Linked DNA regions of Homo sapiens: region 2 is linked to region 1. Evidence: read pairs that join two places in POLR2A ChIA-PET (ENCODE). Cell type or tissue: PC-3. All regions are shown on one strand. Links, peaks and the distances in the headings refer to the core of each region. The heading gives the core; the rest is flanking DNA. Region 1 overlaps PPP1R2 (protein phosphatase 1 regulatory inhibitor subunit 2). Region 2 overlaps XXYLT1 (xyloside xylosyltransferase 1).

The links. ChIA-PET counts read pairs that join two places held together with the same protein. Peaks named below come from ENCODE experiments on the same cell type or tissue, not always from the same donor. Only the 100,000 strongest peaks of a DNase experiment are listed, where the experiment ranks them.
Region 2: POLR2A ChIA-PET joins it to region 1 with 18 read pairs; 5 of 35 experiments call an interaction of 5 or more read pairs at or near these places.

What each region holds. Positions count from the first base shown.
Region 1 is chr3:195,535,608-195,538,524 of GRCh38, reverse strand. All of the region lies in intron 1 of PPP1R2 (protein phosphatase 1 regulatory inhibitor subunit 2), which reads left to right. Among named protein-coding and RNA genes, the nearest start is that of PPP1R2, 6.3 kb to the left of the region's middle. RefSeq lists an enhancer at 349-578. In PC-3, for the core only: no CTCF peak of the experiment used is centred there; no DNase peak of the experiment used is centred there.
Region 2 is chr3:195,138,297-195,141,213 of GRCh38, reverse strand. All of the region lies in intron 3 of XXYLT1 (xyloside xylosyltransferase 1), which reads left to right. Among named protein-coding and RNA genes, the nearest start is that of MIR3137, 5.2 kb to the right of the region's middle. RefSeq lists enhancers at 1,171-1,670, 1,671-2,172. In PC-3, for the core only: no CTCF peak of the experiment used is centred there; a DNase peak (open chromatin) is centred at 1,163; H3K27ac peaks cover 477 bases.

The DNA of each region.
Region 1 (2,917 bases), core at 227-2,726:
TTGTTTTCTAAAAGTTACTTTTTGCTTACTTGTAATTGCTTTTATTGTTAAGTCTTACTTTAATTGTTCAGTAACGATATCAGGCTTCGAAGTCTTATATTGTGTCAATCTATATAAGTTGAATCTTCATTTAAAGAAAGAACCATTTCTTGAAATGTGCAATTAAAGTTAAATCACCTTGAAGCAAAATCTTGCTTCCCATTCCAGACACAGTCACAACTTATCAAATGAGCAAGTCACAAGCAACAAGAAGTTCCAGTAGGTCTTCTTAAGGTGGCACCATATGAGCTAACAAAGTAAAAGTGAGAAGCGGTGACGTTTTCAGCACCAGATTTAGGCTGTAGGAAAACCAGTCACCCAAGAGGGTGGGGGAAAACTGAAACCAGCAGGTGCTTTCACCATCATGGCAGATCTGCCATGTAAATGGTGGTGCCCCTATTTTTGTCTGCAGGGATACTGACCTCAAAGGAGGTCATACAGTTCATGATGGTACTGGGATTAAGCTCAGGCTCACTCCTTGGGTTTTGCTATTCCACAACTAATGTTAATTCTGCCATCACTTTAGAGATGCCGACTTTCATATCCAGTGTCCCCTGCTGACAGTTTCTTCTACTTCACTAACTTTCGAAGATTTCCTAGCATTTTTGGAGTCTGTTTTGTAATACCGTTATTTAAATGCTTGTTTTTGCAAGCTATTGTTGTCTTTTTTTGGATCTGAATAATTGTACTAATTTTTTTTTCTGTTAGTGTTCTGTTGAGAAAACAAGTTGAGTGAGACTTTGAATATTTAGAACTTAAAATTTCATTTACAGAAGAAAGTAAACTAAATGGCAAACAAACTGGGAAAAATTGAAGTTATATAAAATGTGGTTTATATAAATCTAAAGAGCTCAAATTTATGGGAAGATTTCTGATAGGCAAAGGATGTAAACATAATTCACATGAGGAAATTAGGCAAAGAAACAACAGTTTTAAAATACTGTTTTATACCTGCTGAAATGGAAACACACACACACACACACACACACACACACACACACACAATAGCTAATCCTAGCAATGGTTTGGTAATTTACTGGGGACGTTACAAACAGTCCTCTTTTTTTAAAAAAAAATCTGTATGGCAACATGGAGTGAACTATAAAGTTCTTAATAAACTTTAATTCAGACTCTTACACTAGCAAATTTTCTTTAAAACAGCATTGAATAGCATATATACAAATATGTTCATGTCTGCCTTATTTTAAATAGGAAAACTTATTTAGGTTATCAATCTAAATGAATCTTATACAGTCATTAAGAAGGTAAAAAAACACAAGCAACTTATACTACATATACTTAAAACTTATATATCAGCATATGTATTGTATATATACTGTATGTACTGTTTTATATGTATAGTTATATATATTTTTATGTTTTGATAGCTTATACATATTTATATGTATTATACAAAGGGAAGAATATGCTGAAATCAAAATTATGAATGGCTTAGGGTGCTGGGATTGTGTTTATTAAATTTTATTTTTAATTTCAAGAAAACTTAATTTCTGCTTGTGTTCTGTAGTTCTTTTTCTTCAATCCTTATCTTGCAAAAAATATTTACAGGATGTGGCGTTCTTTCTTTCCCATTAGAGATACTTTTTAAACTCCAGAGGTCTTTCCTCATTCTTTTTTTTATCCTAAGCAACGATGATCAGTTGTCGTCGTTGTCTTTTTTTTTTTTTTTTTTTTTTGAGACGGAGTTTCGCTCTTGTCGCCCAGGCTGGAGCACAATGGTGCAATCTCAGCTCACGGCAACCTTTGCCTCCTGGGTGCAAGTGATTCTCCAGCCTCAGCCCCCTGAGTAGCTGGGATTACAGGCATGCGCCACCAAGCATGGCTAATTTTTGTATTTTAGTAGAGACAGGGCTTCATCATGTTGGCCGGGCTGGTCTTGAACTCCTGACTTCAGGTGATCTGCCCACCTCCTAAATTGTCATTTTTAATTCAATATTGTTAACATCACTTAGGAAGTAACTTGTTTTACTTTGAGATTAACAGGCACCCCCAAACAACATTATTAATATGTGTTTATTTTTAAAATATTTTATTACAGTGTAATATACATACAGAAAAGCATATTAAGTATAAATTTAAAGTGTCAGAAATTATTGCTAAAGCACACACTGGCTGGGTGCGGTGTCTCACACCTATAATCCCAGCACTTTTTTTTTTTTTTTTTTTTTTTTAAAGACAGGGTCTCGCTATGTTGCCCAGGTTGATCTCAAACTCCTGGGCTCAGGTGATCCTCCCACTTTGGCCTCCCAAAGTGTTGGGATTTATAGGCATGAGCCACTGTGCCCAGCCCCCCAAAACTTAACTACTGGTAGCCTCCTGTTGACTGAAAGCCTTACAGGTAATATAAACAATTGATTAACTACATGTTTTGTATGTTACAAGTATTATGTTACTGCGTTCTTATAATACAGTAAGCTAGAGAAAAGAAAATGTTAAAATCGTAAGGAAGTGGATCATCATAAAGATCTTTATCCTGGTGGTCTTTCACATTGAGCAGGCTGAGGAGGAGGAGGGGTTGGTCTCACTGTCTTGGGTGATAAAGGCGATAGAAGGAGAGGCAGGCTCACTTGGTGTAACTTTACAAAAATACATCATAATTTATGCCTAACTTTTGTGCTTTTTCGTTTCTCTTAAGATGCTTCTATGTGGTACTAATAATCTTCCTTCTACTGTTTAGTTTCAGTGTCCATATCATAAAAGCGTCCATGTTGTAAAATAAGCCAAGCAGTCTCAAATAGAACTCTTGGTCAGATTGTCTAGTGTCAATTTGTTTCCTGGCTTTGCTTCTTCTACATATTCTTCCGTATCCTCTGGCACTGATTCAGAAGCACTCATCTCTATCAAATCATCTTCTGTT
Region 2 (2,917 bases), core at 212-2,711, 400 kb after region 1:
ATAGATGAATCTTACCAAGTGTCTTAGTTCAGGCTACTGTAATAAACACCATAGATTAGGTAGCTTATAAACAACAGAATTTATTGCTCACAGTTCTTTAGGCTGGGAAGTCCAAGATCAAGGTGCTGGCAGATCAGGTATGTGGTGAGGGCCTACTTCCTGGTTTGCAGATGGCCGTCTTGTATCCTCTTATGATGGAGAGAGCAGAGGTAGGGAGAGGTGAGGCAAGCTCTCTCATGTCTCTCATAAGGGCACTAATCCCATAATGAGAGCCCCACCCTCATGACCTAATAACTCCCCCAAATCCCCCGAATACCATCCCACTGGAGGTTAGGACGTTGATATGGTTTGGCTGTGTGTCCCCACCCAAATCTCATATTGAATTGTAATCCCCATGTGTTAGAGGAGGGGCTGGGTGGGAGGTGATTGAATCATGGGGGCAGACTTCCCTCTTGCTCTTCTCGTGATAGTGAATGAGTCCTCATGAGATCCAGTTGTTTAAAAGTGTGTAGTGCTTCCCCCTTCTTGTGCTCTCTCTCTTTTGTTCTCACTCTCTCTCTCACTCTCTCTCTCACTCTCTCTCCTGCTGCCATGTGCAGATGTGCTTGCTTCCCCTACACCTTCCACCATGATTGTGAGTTTTCTGAGGCCTCCTGGCCATGCTTCCTGTACAGTCTGCAGAACTGTGGGTCTATTAAACCTCTTTTCTACATAAATCAACCCAATCTCAGGTATGTCTTTATAGCAGTGTGAGAACAGACTAATGTAGACATCAACATGTAAATTTGGGTGGGGGCCATACATGCTGTCCATAACAGTAAGGGTGCCTCCCACATCCTCTGCTAGTCCGTGCCACCTCCGGAGCTGGTATTTGGGCATGGGTTGAATAGGAAGGATTAGGCTTTCTCTATTGGGTGGTGCTAACGTTGCCTATAGACTAATTTGCTAATTTTGAGAACTAACCACTGGGATTTGGCCATAATTCCATGCAGAAGGAATCAAGGAATCGAAGTTGAGATGAGGTAACTCTGCTCAAAAGTGTAAATGCTTTATTGTCACCATTGATTTCTGGCTGGTCTCAGAAATTCCCAAGAGCTGCTTTTAGTGCACATTAGCTACAAGTCAGAATCTCACCAGGGCTGCACCCTCTCAGCCTGTGACTGTAAAAGGATGACTCACCTGTGTTCATGTACTCCAGAGAGCCTAAAGATGTCTTGCAGAGAGGGTGTTGCTCCCTAGACCAGCACGTAGGGCTCGGGAGATGTCGCCTTATGCCTCCTGGATGGGCTTGTATTATGTCTGCCACAGAATCTCCAGAAGCTGGGAGGGGTCCTCATCTGGGAGAAGTCCATAGGGACTGTTGGTGAATACAGCCAAGCCCAGCCCACCCCAACTCTGTGAGGGGAATGGAATGGAAACGCAGGCTCCCATTGTGAAACTCACCTATGTGTCCTGGCCCTGGCATTACCCAAGATAAACTTAGGAGATTCATGTGGGCTTGGCCTCAGTCATGGGAGTGTTTTTGGGAAGGGGCCTTTGTCTTATCATCTTGGCACATCTGAGCTTATCTAGTAAAGAATTCCACAGTTACTTCTTCAGGACCTGCTAAGGGCCAGGCTCTGAACAAGCCACAGACCCCACCCTCAAGAGGTATATAGCCTAGAGGGCTGGCCCCATGCCTGCAGCTGAGCGGCTGAGCACACTGTGAAAGCGTCCGTGGCTGCACTCCTGCGACGTGGAGGTACCTTTGCCAAATGTGACTGTGGACAGAGATGAGAGATCCGTAAGCAGCAGGCCTTATGTCCTTCCTGCTGCCTATTCTGACTCTGGGGGCCTGGTTCCCTCTCCCTGCCTCCACATCATTTTCCGCCTCTTAGAAGGTCTTAGCCAGACTCTCTGCTCGACTTTCAATTTCATTTCACATCAGACGTAGTCTCCTGGGTCACTAGCAGCTCCAAGCTCTGCAGCCAAGGGACTGTCTACCCGGGAGCTTTGCAGCCAAGGGACCGCCTACCCACTTCCATGTCCCCAAACTAACTGATGACTCTCTGTCTCCAGCTTTCCTGAGCACCTGCTGTATGCTAGACATTGGACTAATTTTAAAAGCCGAACTCCTTAGCCTGACACTGGGGGCAGCTACTCCCTCCCTGCACCCACCTCTCCTCTCACCAGCTCCCCTTGTACTTTTGTTTCAGCTGCACTGAACCCCTGGCTGTTGCCCACACAGGTGTCTTCCACACTTGGGGCCCTTGAGGATGCTCTCCCTCTGTCTAGGATGCTCTCTCTCTGACTAGGATGCTCTCTCTCTAGCCCATTTTTCTTTCTTTCTTTCTTTCTTTTTTTTTTTTTTTTTTTTCCTGAGGCAGAGTCTCACTTTGTTGCCCAGGCTGGACTGCAGTGGTGCAATTTTGGCTCACTGCAACCTCTGCCTCCCAGGTTCAAGCAATTCTCCTGCCTCAGCCTCCCAAGTAGCTGGGATTATAGGCACCCGCCACCATGCCTGGTTAATTTTTGTATTTTTAGTAGAGACGGGGTTTCACCATGCTGACCAGGCTGGTCTCAAACTCCTCACTTGTGACCCACCCGCCTCGGCCTCTCAAAGTGCTGGGATTACAGACATGAGCCACTGCACCTGGCCTCCAGCCCACTTTTCTATATGCCCTGCTCATTCTTCGAGGCACAGGTGAGATGCTGCCAGTTCCATAAAGCCTCTCTGAGGGCCGCCTGCACCCAGCTGTGGCCCTCACTCCTCAGGCTTGGAGGACAGACGCTTCCCATGAATGCGTGTCTCCCTCTGCAAGGCTATGACCTTATTAGTCAAGGACCAGGCCCTTGACTAGTAAAATATTGCCCAGCCTCTCCCCTCCTAGTCTCACAAATCCAGTCTAGGTAGGGCCTGGCACGGAAACCATTCCTC